Linked DNA regions of Homo sapiens: region 1 is linked to region 2. The links are chromatin loops, found by intact Hi-C in ENCODE. Cell type or tissue: GM12878. All regions are shown on one strand. Each heading gives the region's core, and the rest is flanking DNA. Links, peaks and the distances in the headings are about the cores only. Region 1 has its middle 34 kb from the start of ATP8B1. Region 2 overlaps ATP8B1 (ATPase phospholipid transporting 8B1).

Evidence for each region. Hi-C counts contacts between places; a loop is a spot of excess contacts. Peaks named below come from ENCODE experiments on the same cell type or tissue, not always from the same donor. Only the 100,000 strongest peaks of a DNase experiment are listed, where the experiment ranks them.
Region 1: it touches region 2 in a loop (4-fold over the local background); 2 of 110 quality-filtered maps call a loop at or near these places.

Annotation. Positions count from the first base shown.
Region 1 is chr18:57,832,366-57,842,025 of GRCh38, forward strand. It overlaps the pseudogene RSL24D1P11. Among named protein-coding and RNA genes, the nearest start is that of ATP8B1, 34 kb to the left of the region's middle. RefSeq lists a silencer at 412-706 and enhancers at 1,084-1,283, 1,324-1,413, 1,454-1,503. In GM12878, for the core only: no CTCF peak of the experiment used is centred there; DNase peaks (open chromatin) are centred at 1,216, 1,616, 5,706 and 6,046; H3K4me3 peaks cover 1,437 bases; H3K27ac peaks cover 2,582 bases.
Region 2 is chr18:57,750,455-57,760,114 of GRCh38, forward strand. The region is part of intron 1 of ATP8B1 (ATPase phospholipid transporting 8B1); the gene reads right to left. It also overlaps the pseudogene RNU6-742P. Among named protein-coding and RNA genes, the nearest start is that of ATP8B1, 48 kb to the right of the region's middle. In GM12878, for the core only: no CTCF peak of the experiment used is centred there; a DNase peak (open chromatin) is centred at 4,307.

The sequences.
Region 1 (9,660 bases), core at 876-8,875, 82 kb after region 2:
GGTGTTGTCTGATTTACTAGGCCTCACAGATTGGTTCCATCATGTATGACATTTACAAAGCTCTCTGGGAAGGCTTGTCGCCCTACCCTAATCTTCTTATGCAAATGGACTTTCCAGTTGATGGGGGCCATATTATCTGCTTCTTACCGTACACGTGGCTGGCAGAGAAGGCAAGATGGAGCCACCATCTTGAAAAGGTCTAGTCCTTAGTTCCTGCTGGCATTCATCTGTGCAGCAAGCTGCCAGCTTGCTTGTCTATGTCTGCAGCTCAACTTTTATCAGCTGCTCTTTGTTAGAAAATTATTTGGGGCTGCTTTTCATTAAAAGGAAAGCCCTACCAAGGACTCCCATGCCCTTGCTATCTCCCTAAGTAATTCCTTTTTACCTCCTATATCACCACAAGCCAGCTTTCCTGGGAGTCCCCTAGTTTCTCTCCAGGCCCTAGGTCACTTCCTATCACCACTGAATCTGTCAGCATCTTTTTGGTGCACTCAGGCCTCCTGGCTCTCCTCCTCAGTATAGCCTTGAATTAATCACCAACTTATCACATAGTGAACAGATGTAGCCTTTTCCAAATCACTCAGGGTCTTCATTCTGAACCCAAATCACCACTCTGTGCTTTAAAATATCTCTCCCTTGCAGTTTGGTGTGGGTGTAGGACTACATTCTGGCCAATGGAGCTTGAGCAGAAGTGATACATGCAACTTTCAAGTCATGCCCCGTGCCCGTTCTTTTCTTTCTGCAGGAGGGAATACAGATGAATTGGCAGGATCAGGAGCAGCCATGTTGCACCAAGAGAAGATGAAAAAAGCATATGTTGCAGATTGCAAAGTAACTAGGTAAGCATTTGAGTCCCTAAAACTATTCCTGGTATGACTGGTAGCGGCATACTAGCTTGGACTTTTTTGTGTCAGAGAAATAAACCTTCATCTCACTTAAATCAGTATTATTTGGGGCCACTCTCTCTGTAGTAGGAGTGAAACTAGTATCCTAACTAATTTAACTGTCAAAAGAAAAAAAAATATGAGGCGAGAAAATAAGGAATCAAGAAACAAAAGTCAAGTTTTACTCACTTCATAGCTTGGCTCAAAAGCAACTTTAAATATGTGAGAAATGCAACAAATGATAATCATGCATACAGAGAAATTCCTCAAGTGACAAATGCTTTTACTTTCATTTCCTTTCTTGAAAATTGACAGAGTAAGATTCAGATGCATGTACTGACACTCACGTCAGTAACATCGGCTCAGGTTAGACTTTGGTCGTCTTATCCTTCGACTACCTAAGGGACTCATGGCCAGTATATTTTACAACCCCCAGTGCCAGTTACTGAATTCTCACCTGAGAATGAATTCCCTAAGTCTGTAATGTTTCATCATCTTGCAACACAGATAAGCCTGTGTTTAGAGCAGGCTTTTCCATATGAGTCCCTCCTCTTTCACACTGGGGCTGAGTAGAAGGTGATTGACCTGCCTGAGACTTTATCAGTTTGGAGTTCATGTTCCATGTGGTGTTGGAGGGAGCAATGGAGGCTGTGAAATCAGACATCCTGCTTTTTGACAGGGTTGTTTGATGACTCACCCAAGCCATTTTTTATTCTCGGTGCATATTCTAGTTTCCCTTCTCCCGACAGTAGCCTGATGCACCTGTGCTTGCACTGTCCTTAAGCCTGTTGCTATTGTTATGTGGTGTCACTGAGCCCAACACTGCGTGCGTGTGTGTGTGTGTGTGTGTGTGTGTGTGTGTTGAAAGGGGTAGGAAAGTGAGGATGATTTTCAACCATTAAACCCTTAAGGGGCCATCTTCTGAAGCCTGGCATCATCATTTTTGTTCTCAAGAACATTTAAGTCAAAAATAACAAGGTTCCTTTTGCTCATCTTCAAATTATTTTACTTGTTTGATCCAACTGCTAACTAGAAGGTGAATTCTTTCTGCTGTCATTTCATAATTCTAGTGTATTAAAAAGAGATGGGGGCTGGGCACGGTGGCTCATGCCTGTAATCCCAGCACTTTGGGAGGTCAAGGTGGGAGGATCACTTGAGGCCAGGAGTTCAAGACCAGCCTGAGCAACATAGCAAGGCCTCCTACAAAAAATTTTAAAAATTAGCTGGGCATGGTGACACCCACCTGTAGTCCCAGCTGCTTGGGAGGCTGAGGCAGGAGGATTGCTTGAGCCCAGGAGTTTAAGGTTGCAATGAGCTTCAAGTTTTTATACCTTCAATCATACCATTTGTGGCTTAGGAACCCCTAATATATTACATGGAGGGTAATGTAGACACCAAGAAAATGATTGAAAACAATTTATGCCTAAATACATTTGTATTCTTCTTTAGAGAAACCTAGTAGACAAACTAAAAGCTACTAAGCAAATAAATCAAGGTACTGTATTTTACAAAATGACTCAATTTATGCATCATTTAAAGAGTGTGGATCCCTTGGGAACTTTAAACATGGTTGCATTAGTTAAACAGTTGCTTCATTCAGATCCCTCTAGGAACTTGGGCAGCACAAGGGAAGGGGGGCCTCTGTTCCTACTGTGTGGTCCTGGTGATCTGTGTAGGTATCTTCTTTTACCGGGTTAAGTGATAAAAACGGTGTCTTGTGCTCTTTTATCCAAGTCCAAGGAGCATCTTTGTGGGTGTGGGGTTGCAATTATACCTTTCCTCCCTGGGCTGAATCCACAAAGAAGAAGAGAAAAATAACATTTCTGGAGACCTGGCCAAGCCCTGGAATAAAATGGTTGCCTGAGAGAAACTGCAAGTTTGGGAGGCGGGGACTCTTTTCATTGTAACCAAGAGTGGAGTCCTCCATTTCTTTTTCTTTTTTCTTTTTCTTTTTTTTTTTTTTTTTTTTTTTTTGAGACGGAGTCTCACTCTGTCGCCTAGGCTGGAGTGCAATGGCTCAATCTCGGCTCTCTGCAACGTCTGCCTCCTGGGTTCAAGCTATTCTCCTGCCTCAGCCTCTCAAGTAGCTGGGATTACAGGCGCTTGCCACCAGGCCCAGCTAATTTTTTGTATTTTTAGTAGAGATAAGGTTTCACCATGTTGGCCAGGCTGGTCTCGAACTCTTGACATCAGGTGACCCACCCACCTTGGCCTCCCAAAGTGCTGGGATTACAGGTGTGAGCCACCGCGCCCGGCCTCCTCCATTTCTTTTACTTTCCTTTAGTCAATAATGGAGACAGTGAAGGCATAAAAGTGTTCATGCTAAAGACCATTTTGAAAATCCAGCCACTTCCTGTCTGTTACACTCCAGCTGCCTATGTCCTCATCGTGTAATGGGAGGGTCACTCTAGAAGAGGAATGGGCCACCGACTGTCTAATGTGACCATCCTCCTGCTGAACTTGGGGAAAATGTCACTTTTTGCTCTGAACCCAGACCTAACCTCTGGATCTTGCTCTATGCCATGCTCCAGAAAGCCACCACTATCAATGTGAGTTGCCACAAAAATTCAATTTTTTGTTTAATAGACTTAGGATCTTCAGTGAAACTTATGGCCATCCCCAGTGGTCACTTCCATCTCTAACATCTCACGACTTTATGAAAATAAAACAACCAGCTATCATCAGGGAGAGAACACAGAGTTAGGAGTTAGTGGATAAGGGTGAGGGTCATGGGTGAGTTACTTCCCTTCTCAAGCCCCCTACTCTCTCCTTCAGATCTACATGTTACTGTCTCAGGCCAGGTTCCCTGACCATCCTGTTTGCAGTGACAACTGTTGCCCCCCACCTCTAAGTACTCCCTACCCCACTTCCCGTTTTATATCTGATCATTAGCATTTGTGATGGTTAATTTTATGTTTCATCTTGACTGGGTCATGGGGTTCCCAGATACTTGGCAAAACGTCATTTCCAATTCTGTCTATGAGTGGATCACCCTCCTCAATGGGCTGTTGAGGGCTTTAAGGCAGAGGAAGGGAGAATTTGGCCTTTTTTTTTTGGAGACAGAGTCTCACTCTGTCACCCGGGCTGGAGTGCAGTGGTGCGATCTTAACTCACTGCAACCTCTGCCTCCCAGGTTCAAGCGATTCTCCCGCCTCAGCCTCCCAAATAGCTGGGATTACAGGCACATGCCACCATGCCCAGCTAATTTTTGTATTTTTAGTAGAGATGGGGTTTCACCATATTGGCCAGGCTGGTCTCAAACTCCTGAGCTCAAGTGATCCACTTGCCTCGGCCCCCTAAAGTGCTGGGATTACAGGCGTGAGCCACCTCGCCCAGCCCTGAATTTGGTCCTTCTTTTCTGCCAGATGACTTGAGCTGGAATATCACTCTCTCCTTCCCTCAGACTGCAGTTTACATCATCAGCTCCCCTGGTTCTCAGGCCTTTGGACTCAGATTGAATGATACCCCTGGCTTTCCCCAGCTGCCAGCTTGCAGATGGCAGATGGTGGGACTTCTCGGCCTCCACAATCACATAAGCCAATTCCTTATGATAACTCTCCTTCTCTTTCTCTCCTCTCCCCTCTCTATTTTGAGCTGATTATTTTGGGAAACTGCAACCACAGGAGAAGCTCTGAAAACAGAGTGGAAGTTACCTTATCATCCACATTACCCCAGGAGGACAGGATGACTCTAAGTCACTGGAGACAGTTATCCTTTATTGATGGAGAAGGCACTGACTTAAATCTCCATAACAAATCTTACTCTTATTTGCCAGTTTTTCCTGAGCATAATCAACTTTCCCTACACCCTTCTTTTTGTTTCAGCAGACATGGCATTTAAGTGTGAGTTCAAAGCCACCTCTTTGAAATTTACCAATTTCTCTGGGTATCTCCCTGTATACTACACGAGGTATACATGTTAATAATCTTCTGTTTATTTGTCTCTTTTTAATCTGTTTTTTGTTACAGTGGCCCATCCCAACTAAGAATTATGAAAGATTGAGAGAAAATTATCTATTTCCCTACATTTATAGTAATGTAAATAGCATAGCCACTCTGGAAAATATCAGTTTCTTAAAAAGCTAAACACTTGGCCAGGCACAGTGGCTCACATCTGTAATCCTAACACCTTGGGAGGCCAAGGCGGGCAGATCACCTGAGGTCAGGGGTTTGAGACCAGGCTGGCCAACATGTCAAAACCCCGTCACTACTAAAAAATACAAAAATTAGCTGGGAGTGATGGCAGGCGCCAATAATCCCAGCCATTCAGGAGGCTGAGGCAGGAGAATGGCTTGAACCTCGGAGGCGGAGGTTGCAGGGGGCAAAGATCGCGTCACTGCACTTCAGCCTGGGCGGCAGAGCAAGACTCTGTCTCAAAAAAAAAAAAAAAAAAAATAGGCCAGGCACAGTGGCTCAAGCCTGTAATCCCAGCACTTTGGGAGGCCGAGGTGGGCAGATCACGAGGTCAGGAGATCGAGACCATCCTGGCTAACACGGTGAAACCCCCTCTCTACTAAAAATACAAAAAATCAGCCGGGCGCAGTGGCAGGCGCCTATAGTCCCAGCTACTTGGGAGGCTGAGGCAGGAGAATGGCATGAACCCGGGAGGCGGAGCTTGCAGTGAGCCGAGATTGCGCCACTGCACTCCAGCCTAGGCGACAGAGCGAGACTCCGTCTCAAAAGAAAAAAAAAAATTCTGATCCCCGAATGCTCAGGGAGACTGATTTGAGTAATAATGAAACTCTGGTCTCCCACACAGACAGCTCTGCATGAATGACTCTTTCTCTGTAGAAATTCCCCTATCTTGATAAAACAGCTCTGTCTAGGCAGTGAGCAGGGTGAACCCGCTGGGCAGTTACAGCATGAGGCAGCCTTGTAGTGATGGCACAGTTGTGTATCTCGATTGTGTTGGTGGTTACAGGAAGCTACACTCGTAATAAGATTGTATAGAAGTACACACGTGTGTGCTTATAAAAACAATGAAATCTGAATCAGCTCTGTGGAGCATTTCAATGTCAATTTCCTGATTTTGATTTTGTACTGTAATTATTCAAGATGTTACCACCACTGAAGGAGGCTAGGTATAGGGTACACTGGGCCTCCCTGTACACTTTCTTTGAACCTTCTGGTGACTCTATCATTATTTCAAAATGAAAAGTCAAAAAAGAAATTGTAGTTGGGCTCTCAAGCTTAGCGTGTGGTCAGTGGGGAACCACACGGGTTCAACATGCGCATCGAGAAGTGTTATTTCTGTTCGGGGCCCATCTACCCTGGCTATGACATGTTGTTCATCCACAACGATTGCAAAGTGTTCGGATTTTGTAAATCTAAATGTCATAAACACTTTAAAAAGAAGTGCAATCCTCGCAAAGTTAGGCGGACCAAACCATTCCAGAAAGCAGCTGGTAAAGAGCTTACAGTAGATAATTCATTTGAATTTGACAAACATAGAAATGAACTTATCAAATACCAGCGAGAGCTATGGAATAAAACTATTGATGCAATGAAGAGAGTTGAAGAGATCAAACAGAAACACCAAGCTAAATTTATAATGAACAGATTGAAGAAAAATAAAGAGCTACAGAAAGTTCAGGATATCAAAGAAGTCAAGCAAAGCATCCATCTTACCCAAGCCCGTCTTGCAGGCAAAGGGAAGGAGTTGGAAGAGAAAATGGTACAGCAGTTACAACAGGATGTGGACATGAAGATGCTTCTTAAACATTTCTGTAACCATTTATTTTATGGACATTTGAAAATGCCCTTTGGAGACTTGGAACTGCTAAATTATTAGTTTATTTTTTACATAAGTTCATTTAAATGAAAAGTGATTAAAATATATCTCTCCTACACTGCCATCTACAAAACACAAGATATTACGGATGTTAGATTGCATCTCAGTATTAAATCTTCACTGATATGTGTACTTATGTAAATCACGAAAATTCTACTTATAACTGTAGAAGTGAATTGTGGACGTAAAATGGTTATGTCATCTGGATAATGGACTAGACAGCATTTGTATAATCACTAATGGCAAAAAATCATGGCTAGTGATGTATAAAATAAAATATTCTTTGCAGTAAAATATTCACTTTATTAATGTTATAGAAGGGGGGAGACAACAAGGAACTAACAATTTGTATGACGGTGTCAAATATTTTGATTTTAGTATTTCCTGTTTTGGTTTATTTGCATCTTAGAAGAGCATAATGACATTGTTTGATGAAGCCTAATTATGCTGGACTGTTTCAACTTGGTTTAACCTTTCTGATAGGTAGTTGTGGATGTTTGGGATGAGAACTGAATAATCTTTGCCTGGAGTGACACTACACTCTAGAATTTCCACTTTGGAGAATACTCAGTTCTAACTTCTGATTCCTGGTAGAAAAAACTTTATTTTTCTAGCCTAGCAATGATCTAGAAGCAGAGGAATCCTAGTGCCTTTTAAAAGTTATTATGTGGTTTTCTGTTAAAAAGCTCCTGTTTTTGGAAAGTAGAATTTATGGATACAACATCTGCTCATTATTTGCACATAAAATAAAACCATTTAAAAAGAAAAAAATTATAGTTGGACATAAAACAATGTTTAAATTTAAAATTACCTCAGGATATAGACATGCATGGAACTAATATTTTATACATAATCTTAACTTGCTTTTGTCAGTGTATCTACTTGTAAATGTGTCTCACCATTCGGTTCCCTGTGTTCTGTTGCTGAATATGGTGTTATAGCACTTCTGGTATGATAGCCGTGGACTGTTCTCTGATTTTCTCCATTTTTTGCTAATGATGTGTAACTATGACATGTGGACAGTACCCGGATTGCCTGGTTTGATCACTATGGCTACTTATGTAAGCATCTCATGGCAAATCTTGTCAGAGCACATATAGATTCTGTGAATCTGCATGGTCAGAGTAAGCTTGCTCTCTTTGGGTGGCTGGAGGGTTATGAATATTTTTCACAACTGTCACTTCCTGAACTTGACCTTTGGTATACTTTCCAGATTTGCTAATGCATCTGCTATGCTTGAGGCATGGCTTTAAAATAATATAACTTTTTCGGCCAGGTGCGGTGGCTCATGCCTCTAATCCCAGCACTTTGGGAGGCTGAGACAGGCGGATCACTTGAGGTCAGGACTTCAACACCAGCCTGGCCAACATGGCGAAACCCTGTCTCTACAAAAAATACAAAAATTAGCCTGGCATGGTGGTGCATGCCTGTAATCCCAGCTACTCGGGAGGCTGAGGCACGAGAATTACTTGAACCCGGGAGATCATGCCACTTCACTCCAGCCTGGGCAACAGAGCAAGACTGTCTCAAAAAAAAAAAAAAAAAATTGGGCCAGGTGCAGTGGCTCACGCCTATAATCTCAACAGTTTGGTGGACTGAGGCAGCTGGTTCATTTGAGCTCAGGAGTTGGAGATCAGCCTGACCAACATGGGTGAAACCCCGTCTCTACTAAAAATACAAAAATTAGCCAGGCGTGGTGGTGCATGCCTATAATCCCAACTACTTGGGAGGCTGAGGCACGAGAATCTCTTGAACCCAGGAGGCGAAGGTTGCAGTGAGCTGAGATCGCACCACTAAACTTCAGCCTGGGTGACAGAGTGAGACTCCATCTCAAAAAAAATTTATATATATATATATAAAGATTATATATATAAAATATTATGTATATAATATATATATAACTTTCTCAAAGCAAACGATACCATTTTGATCTCCTATTATGTACTAGTTGTTACATATGTTATCTTATTTAGAACTTATACTAATCTAGTGAAATATGTGTTTCTTTCCTTGTAGAACATAAACAAGAGAAATTATTTATCTGAATAAATGTTGTTCCTAAGCACCGTTATTCCAGCAATGCTGTTGTGCTTCACAGCCCTGTTAAACGTGTCTTTTAGGCTTGTTTTCTGACTCTGTAGCACATCCTTTTGACTGCACTCAGTTGTGGAAAATTTTGATCTTTTTAAGTGTAGGCATCTGTAGTCCCAGCTATTTGGGAAGCTCTGCTGGGAGGATCCCTTGAGCCCAGGAGGTAGAGGGTACAGTGAGCTATGATCGTGCCATTGCACTCCAGCCTGGGTGACAGAGCATGACCCTGTCTCAACAGCGTCTCAACAAAACAACAACAACAACGAAACCAAACCAGCCAACCAAACAAAAATAATAAAGTTTAGAATTTGTCTACCTACTTACCTACCTACCTGTATCTATCATCAAAAGTAATTCAGCACAAATTAAAATAAGGAAGTATTTTTAACTTACAGGTTATAGAATGCATTTCCAATGCCACCAAAGATGCAGAGAACCCTCTGTATTGCTGGAGAAAGTGTGAATTGCTACTACTTTTTGGAAAGCATGTTGACAATATATTATGTCCACAGCCTTTAAAAATGTTCACACCTTTTAATGAGTCATTCTACTTTTAGGCATGTATGATATATTTTGAAAACTTTGTAACAATTGACATCCACTGCAGCCACAGTCTAATGGAGGGAAACGGAAACCCAGTCCACCACCTACACAATCTATTCCAACCCCAATTTACCATAAGGTTTTACTTCTGTTATGACTTTTTGCATGCATTTTTTTTAACACGTTGGCTTTCTTGGGAGGGTAAAGTTTTTTCAAGAACTAAGTGTATTTTCAAGAACCCAGCACATAATAGATGCTCTGAATAAATTTTATTCACCAATTTTATTCACTGGCTTACCACGAGCCAGTCCTGTACAGACATTAATTTATTTCAAGACAACCCTATAAAGTA
Region 2 (9,660 bases), core at 1,206-9,205:
GGATTTACATGATGCCATCCTTTCAAATATTTCGGAGTTGTGACATAGGCTCTTCTACAATATTCATCAATGAAAAACTGAGCTACACTCAAGAGCAAAAGCTGGTGTTTGGGCCACAAAACGGTCACCTCCAAGTGCTCCGCAGCTAGGCCTGCCTTATATATCAGTTCCTAGGCTCATTCTGGCTATTGCCCTACCCATCCTCAGAGTCCAACCTACTCTTTTCCTCCTTCATCTTAACAGACGTGTCTACAGTGAATTTGTGTCTTAGTTTTCCAAAGCTTAAACCTCAGGTACAGAAAACAATGTTGCACTAACCATGACAGCTAACTTTGTGCATGTTTGCATGTGTCACATGAGTATTTAAATATTATCAATGTTTGGCTGGGCACGGTGGCTCATGCCTGTAATCTGAACACTTTGGGAGGCCAAGGCGGGTGGATCGCTTGAGACCAGGACTTCGAGACCAGCCTGGCCAACATGGTGAAACTCTGTCTCTAGTAAAAATACAGAAAATTAGCCGGGCGTGGTGGCGCACACCTGCTATAATCCCAGCCACTTGGGATTCCGAGGCACAAGAATTGCTTGAGCCCAGGAGGCAGAGGTTGCAGTGAGGAGAGACTGTGCCACTGGACCCCAGCCTGGGTAACAGAGCAAGACTATCTCAAAAAATAAAATAGAATAAGAAAATAAATCTTATCAATGCTTGTTATGGCTTAAACATTAGTAATTTAGGCTATCAATAAGGAATGTTGGGCTAGGCTTGTGGCTCACACCTGTAACCCAGTACTTTGGGAGGCTGAGGCAGGAGGATCACATGAGCTCAGGAGACCAGGCTGGGCAGTATGGTGAAACCACAGCTGTACAAAATATATATATATATACTAAATTTAGCAGGGCATGGTGGTGTAGCTGTAGTCCCAGTTACTTGGGCAGCTGAGGGAGGAGTATCACTTGATCCTGAGAGGCAGAGGTTGCAGTAAGCCAAGATGCTGTCTTGAAAAAAAAAAAAAGGGAATTTATTTTGCTGTCTGGACCAAACACAAAATACAATTACACTCACCATACTCTGAAATCAGAATCAATGACTCTCAAGAAACAGCTTCCATAGGTCAAATGGGGATCTACAAGGCTTCCAGATTATCTTCAAAATCTGTTGATAGACATTTCTGTTGTGCTTCATTATAGAAATTACTAGATTTTCACATATGCGTTAGAACTTGGAGAGGCTCTATCTGCTCTGACTGTGCCCATTGCAGGCCCCACCCTAGCTCCAGCCACCTTCTGCTCCCTCACAAGTACACTCACAAGGGCAGCTAGGCAGCTTCATTCCTTTTCCAGGTCCTCAAATCCCGATGTAATGTCTTTATCATTTGTACTTTAACAACTTACTGCCTGAACCATTCTTTGCATTATGGCTTGTATTGTGGTTGTTTTTGTTTCTAACAGAGTAAAAATCCAAAGGTGCAGGCAAGGCATGGTGGCTCATGCCTATAATCCCAGCACTTTGGAGGGCCGAGGTGGGCAGATTGCTTGAGCTCAGGAGTTCAAGACCAGCCTGGGCAACATGGCGAAACCCTATCTCTACAAAAAAATACAAAAATTAGCTGGGAATTATGGTGCGTGCCTGTGGTCCCAGCTACTTGAGAGGCTGAGGTGGGAGGATCGTTTGAGCCCAGGAAGCAGAGGTTGCAGTGAGCCATGACTGCACCACGGCACTCCAGCCTGGGCAATAGAGTGAGACCCTGTCTCAAATAATAATAATAATAATGATAATAATAATAATAATAAATGATAATCTAAAGGTGCAAGATCATGGCCTATTCCTCTTATTTCTCAAGTGGGGCAGAATCAAGAAATGGTTAAGGGCTCCTGTCTGAGGTTAGACAGATAGGGGATGAAATCCCAGCTCTAAGGCCTGCTACCTGCAGAAGCTTGGGAAAAATATTCTTAGTAAGCTCCTACTTCTCCATTTATAACATGAAGATAATGGTTACCTTACAGGGTCCTTGTGAAGCTTAATCTTGATCCCATGTAAAGCCCTTAGTAGCATGCACAGTATGTGGCCCCAGATATCCACTGAGTGAGGCATTCCAGTGATTCATTTCATCAGAAATTCAGTAACACACACAGATATAATTCTTATATTTCCCCCTTCGATAAAGCTTAGTTTAGTTTATTATTAACCATCGTAAACCTGAAACATCAGGGAACTGAAGTTTTCAAGTGAAAAACAGAGTAGGAAAACAATAAAAACTTTTATAATTGCACTTCACAGCTTGCAAAAGCTTTTCAGATACCATTAACATACTTATCTCTAAAACATCATTGAAAAGTAGATTATTTTCATTTTATTCTCTGCAATAGCTCCATTGCCCAGAACAGCATGTAACACACAGTAGAACTTTCATAAAGAACTACCAAATGTAGAATCAAGCTCAGAGTTCAAGGCTGTATCCAGGTTCTCAGAAATGACAAGATGTAGAGGAACCAGAACCAGATCTTAGCATTTGAATCCAAATCCTGCATCCTTTCTCCTCAATCACACTGTCTCCGGCCCCCAGGGTAAGGTTCCACAGAACTGTAATTATTTAAGACATTCTATATTTTCTAGATGACAATAACTTCAAGATAAGAGAGTAGAGTGCTTAAAAAACCCCGATTAAAGAAAAAAAAGATCTCTCTTGTGTCAACAAGGGAAGAGAGAACCAGTAATATAACTACTTGGATACAGATTTTTGCTTTCCTCAAAGTATACTCAGCAAACCACCTTGATCATGGTATGAACAAGTGAAACAAACCACATTTCAAAACCAGGTTGAATGAAAAGATGCATTGGCTGAGCTTACTTGGAAATAATATGGAAAGAGAGGAAGTGGACAGATCTATAGATAAAAACAACATTGGCCTTGGCCATGAACAAGGGGGTTCATTTTACTATTTCTACATGTGTTTGAAATCTTTCTAAATTAAAACAAGGCAACAACAACACAACAAAAACTCTCCTTCACATAAACCAATGTATTAACATGAGGTCACCACTGTGTAAAGCACATGTGTACTAATCACCAACACAGGCTCTGAAGGGAACACATGCTTTATGCAGCCATTGGCTCCATCTTGAAAACTCAGATATTAAATAATCTTTTCATAGACAGTTAAGAGGAGATTATTTTAAAAAATGAAATACAGGCCGGGCACAGTGGCTCACGCCTGTAATCCCAGCGCTTTGGGAGGCTGAGGCGGGCAGATCACCTAAGGTCAGGAGTTCATGACCAGCCTGGTCAACATGGTGAAACCCCATCTCTACTAAAAATACAAAAATTAGCTGGGCTTGGTGGTGCACTTCTGTAGTCCCAGCTACTTGGGAGGCTGAGGCAGGAGAATTGCTTGAACCTGGGAGGCGGAGGTTGCAGTGAGCTGAGATCATGCCACTACATACCACCCTGGGCTACAGACAGAACAAGACTCTGTCTCAAAAAAAAAAAAAAAAAGAAAGAAAGAAAAGAAAAAAAAAAAGATACATCTGAATATTTAATAAAGTGAAAATGTTATAGAAAACTATAATGTTTTATGAGTCAGGGCCACTCCATTTGCATTGGACTTGAGGAGGCATATTTCTTCTTTGGTTAAACAGGAATATTTAGCATTTACTTGTTCTTTTTGTGCATTACAATTTTTTTCTTTTAAGAATCAGTTTCAGCCTGGCACAGGGGCTCATGCCTGTAATCCTAGCACTTTGGGAGCCTGAGGCAGGTGGATCATTTGAAGTCAAGAGTTCGAGACCAGTCTGGTCAACGTGGTAAAACCCCGTCTCTACTAAAAATACAAAACTTAGCCAGGCATGGTGGCACATGCCTGTAATCCCAGCTACTCAGGAGGCTGAGGCAGGAGAATTGCTTGAACCTGGGAGGCGGAGGTTGCAGTATGCCAAGATCACACCACTGCACTCCAGCTTGGGTGACAGAGTGAGACTCTGTCTAACAAAAAAATATATATATATATATATTATGAAGTAATATTGCTGTTCCTCAGTTTATCATCTGTAAAATGAGTAAAAACAATAGCAGCTGCCTTTTACAGCTGCTGTGAGGATAAAATGATTCAATATATGGAAAGCTCTGGAATAGGGCTTGACCCAAAGGAAGGCTCAGTAAATATTAGCTGTTGTTTTTCTTATGTGAGATAATTAAATACTAGGAGAAGAAACACATCACCAAATTGACACTTCAGGGACAGCTGAGAAGTTACTACAGCCCACGCCGGGGCTCAAATTTACTTTCGTGTGTTGAATCATTAATAGCAAGGGAAATACCTAACTCGTAACCTACTGTCTCAGGCCACAGGAAAATGTCACCCTAGTAGTGAGAGAGATATTAAATATTTTACTCTACCAGCTGCTCAGAGCAAAGCAGCCTGGGGTGTATCCATTACTGCCTTTTTCAGATCTCCTGAAAGATGTCACAAACCCCAAACTCTGGAATTTAGAATATAATATGAACAAGGCAACTTAGAGTTGGTATCTTTGCATAGTGAGTAAATGTGGAATTTTTCAGAATGATAAAGTGGTTTTGTTTATGGTGTTTGTTTTTTTAAGAAATAGAAATTGTCTTTACATCTGACACCTCTGCCACAATATCCAGTGTATATCTTGCCAATAAGAGACACATTACACCAGCCAGCCTAAAATAGTCTCAGGTTGTTTACCAACAATGTGTAATTGTGCATTGGAGAACCCGGGGCTGAAAGTATTCATATATTCATGTTACACTCCCATCAGATTTGCCTTATTAAATGGTTCTAATGCTAGCATCCTACATAAATGGCAAAATTCATGCATTATATAATAACATCAACATTTGGGAAGGGAAAGATTATAACAGACACTGAATCTCTTAATTTTTTCTCTACCAAGATAAAAAAAAAAAATCCTGGACATGTGCTTGCTTCGGCAGCACATATACTAAAATTGGAATGATATAGAGAAGATTAGCATGGCCTTTGCACAAGGATGACACACAAATTCATGAAGCATTCCATTTGTAAAAATTAAAAAAAAAATTAAAAGCCTTGATAAAATGTCCTGCGGATTTGACAGTTTCACATTGACGCTTAATCAAGTTAATTCTTGATTATTTGTGTGTTTACTGACTGATGTAGTTATTATCCATGAATCCCAGGCTCTGGTCAGCTGCCTGGCTTCACATAAGTTTACACAGGCAAACTCCCAAAGGGAGCTTTTAACTTTTAACTGTTTAAAAAGCGGTTAGAGGTGATCAATATTCTAATTGTTTCCAGGCCTTGAAAACAGAGAATCCTATATTCTCTCCTGTTCTCTACAGAGTCACAGCAGTGCAATTCCAATTCAATCCAATCCCCAGCCATAACATAATTAACGGCGCAGCACTGCCAGGGACAGACAGATGAAGAGGGCTTGCACGCGCCCAGACACCAGGCTCACTGCTGAACCATTTGAGCTTAAGTTACATATAGTTCATTATCCCCCTTTACCCCTAAATACTTCAGGGGTAGTCTCTCACATTCTCTTACATAACCATAGTAGAATTATCAACTTCAGACAATTTAACATTAACATTCACAGTTATCTAATAGTCTGATTTCGTCATTGACCCAATGATGTCAGTTATAGTATTATTTTTCCTCTAGCACAGGATCCAGTCTAGAATCAGGTGTTACTTTAGGTAGCCATGTCCTTTAATCTGAAACATTTCCACAACATATATATATATATATATACACACACACACACACACACACACACATATATACACACACACATATATATATATGAAATATTTACACAACATATATATGTGTGTGTGTATGTATATATATATATATTTGAGACTGAGTTTATCTCTGTCACCCAGGCTGGAGTGCAGTGGCATGGTCTTGGCTTACTGCAACCTCCGCCTCCCGGGTTCAAGCGATTCTTGTGCTTCAGCCTCCCAAGTAGCTGGGATTACAGGCGCCTGCCACCATGCCCAGCTAATTTTTATATTTTTAGTAGAGACACGGTTTTACCATGTTGGCCAGGCTGGTCTCGAACTCCTGACCTCAGGTGATCTGCCCACCTTGGCCTCCCAAAGTGAGATTACAGGCGTGAGCCACTGTGCCCGGCCTCCACAACCTGTATTTGTCATTTACAACACTGACATTAAAAGAATATGGTATTCCTTCTCTCTCTCTCTCTCTCTTTTTAAAACTGAACCTCCCACTTTTGGGCTTTCTCTGTCATTTCCTCGTGATTTAATTCAAGGTCTCTGTTCTTGCTGGAACATCACATAGGTGATGCTGCGTCCTTTCAGATGTGACATCTGGAGGCACGTGAGGTCTCTGCCCCTTGTCGGTGATTGCATTTTGATTTTATACTTTGGTCATGTGGTCAACGTGTTGTTTGATTTCTCCACTGTATGTATTTTTTGAACTTGTAATTTGTGGGGAGACACTTTTAAGACATCGCAAATGTCCCGTTCCTTATCACAATTTCCTCCTAAACGTGACACTCATGGATGATTCTCCCCTGATCCAGTCTCTACTACAATGGCCATGAAAGGATGATTTCACAGCACCCATCCCCTCCACGCATATTGGTGAGCCTGAGCATGCCGCTGTAAGCATAGCCTCCCTACTTTCCACTTATTAGTTAGTAATCAATATGGATGTGTAAATTCCTATTTTTTCTCCAATGGCATATAATTCCTTACTGTCCATAATTATTTTGGTGTCCACATGGTCCCTGGTTTGGCCAATCAAAGCACTTTCAAGCTAGCACTGTGTCCTTGTGACAGGCTCCCATCATTCTTTCAGCATGTCCATACCTTGTGACAATAACAAGATGTTCCAGGCTCAAGTTGTACCTCTCCTGCCCCAGCCTGTAATCAGCCATTTCTCCCAGTACCCCTGGTTCCTTTGAATGGGAAATGATAATAGAGACCAAGATCTTGGCACTTGATGTGCTTGTTACTAGCGGGGTGACTTTGCTTCTTGGTCCTGGTCCTTTGATGGATAGAGCTAAGTAAAAAATGTATACACACACACACATACATATACACTTATGCACACACGCATGTACATGGGAATACTTATACATGCATGTATTTCAGAAATCAGTTCATACCTATTCTTCTGATTCCAATTGATTCCCACAATGTTCTTTTCCCCCATCTCCCATTTCCTTTCTATATGTTCCTTCTTTCTCAGTGAGAACCCTGGCTCTCCAAAACAATAACTCATTTGCTCAATGCTAAAATACATCTAAAACTGTTTCAGAGTTGCTTTGCCAGTATCACTACATAAAGTATATCGTAAGAGTTTAAAATTTCTTTGCGAGTTTCCCTCACCACCCAACTTTAGACAAGATGGAGCATATCTCATAGAATACTGTGTTCGTAGCTCCCTGGATTATTTCTTTTTCTCCCCTCTTCACTGTGGTTATGGAATTCATTTGAAATACAACTGGGTTTCTTCATTTCATGTTGCTCTCAGTTTTAGGATTTCCCCTATCCCTATTATATATATACTTATATTTAAATATAACTTAAAAAAATAGGGATGGGGGTCTCACCGTGTAGCTCAGACTGGTCTTAGGCGGGAGGATCATTTGGTCCTCAGCTCAAACGATCCTCCCACCTCAGTCTCCCGAAGTGCTGAGATTATAAGCATGAGCCACCAAGTCTGGCCCCATCCTTGATTTAAATTTATTTTTGAATATGTAGGACATTAACAGGCTCCCCAAAGCCAAAACTATGCAAAAGGGTGTCTTAGACAAGTAACCCTCCTCACATATCCCCTTCTCCTTGTTCCCACCCACCCTTTGTTGGTAATCGACTTTACTGTTTTCTGTTTATCCGTCCTGTGTGTTTTACAAAGATAAGAAGATAGGCCAGGCGCGGTGCCTCACGCCTGTAATCCTAGCACTTTGGGAGGCTGAGGCGGGTGGATCACCTGAGGTCAGGAGTTCGAGACCAGCCTGACCAACATGGAGAAACCCCGTCTCTACTAAAAAAAAAAAAATACAAAATTAGCCAGGCACAGTGGTGCATGCCTGTAATCCCAGCTACTTGGGAGGCTGAGGCAGGAGAATTGCTTGAACTCGGGAGGCAGAGGTTGTGGTGAGCCAAGATCGTGCTATTGCACTCCAGCCTGGGCAACAAGAGCAAAACTCTGTCTCAAAAAAAAAAAAAAAAAAAAAGATAGTTGTATTTTTCCTTATGTTTCCTTTTTTCTTTTACAAAAGTAGAAAATATATGTTCTTTTGCACTTAGCTTTTTTCACTTAGCAATATCTCCTATAATCACTAGAAGTCACTTCTCAGGCAACTGTTTGCAAGTAGAGAAATATTTATGTCTTATGTCTATGTATAAATCATTTTCCTGGAAAACTTAAAAGAAATCCATAGGCCGGGCATGGTAGCTCACGCCTGTAATCCCAGCACTTTGGGAGGTTGAGGCGGGAGGATCACAAGGTCAAGAGATCAAGACTATCCTGGCCAACATGGTGAAACCCCATCTCTACTAAAAATACAAAAATTATCCGGGCGTGGTGGCACGCCCCTGTAGTCCCAGCTACTTGGGAGGCTGAGGCAGGAGAATCGCTTGAACCCGGGAGGTGGAGGTTGCAATGAGCTGAGATTGTGCCACTGCACTCCAGCCTGGGCGACAGAACGAGATTCCATCTCAAAAAAAAAAAAAAAAAAAAAAAAAAAGAAATCCATAGATCCCACGATGGCTTGCTTCCCTTTCTTTCTCTGTTTTCCAAGACAGAAGTCCTCATCTACCACCCTAGGTCCTTAAAGTCTAGCTTTCCTTTAAAGACTCAACTTTAACCTAAGGGTAGCATATTACTGCAGTGAATTTATCAACCTCTAGGCGAGATATTTACAACTCCAGGGACCTTCCCTAAGCAAAATTTCAATCTAAGGTGATAGCTCCAATAGCAGCAACCAAGTAAATATTCATTGAGAATTTTTAAAAAATCACCTTGTGAACCTTTAATCCCTAACAGATAATCTGGTAACTCATGGCAAGTGGTCATCAAAGAAACCAGGAAGGGCCGGGCACGGTGGCTCACGCCTGTAATCCCAGCACTTCGGGAGGCTGAGGCGGGCGGATCACGAGGTCAGGAGATGGAGATCATCCTGGCTAACACAATGAAACCCCATCTCTACTAAAAATAAAAAAAAAAGAATTAGCCGGGCTTGGTGGCGGGCGCCTGTAGTCCCAGCTACTCTACTCGGGAGGCTGAGGCAGGAGAACGGCATGAACCCGGGAGGCGGAGCTTTCGGTGAGCAAAAATTGCGCCACTGCACTCCAGCCTGGGAGACAGAGCGAGACTCCGTCTCGGGAAAGAAAAAAAAAAAAAAAGGTATTTGGATGACTCAGAATAGGCCACCATCGCTGTTGGGAAACTCCTAGTCCTGCCCTGTGCAAACCAACTGCAGCTTAATTGTCTCTGACTGGCAATTGCTACCACCCTCCTACCATTCCCATCATGTAGGAGAGCTGCTAGGAGGTCCACTCACTTTGTCACTAGCACCCAAATTCAAAGGCACTAGAAAGAAGCTATCACTCCAAACCCTCTACATACCAGCAAGAAGGAGGTTGGTGCTGCAGTACCTGGATATTCCAAATTGGCCAA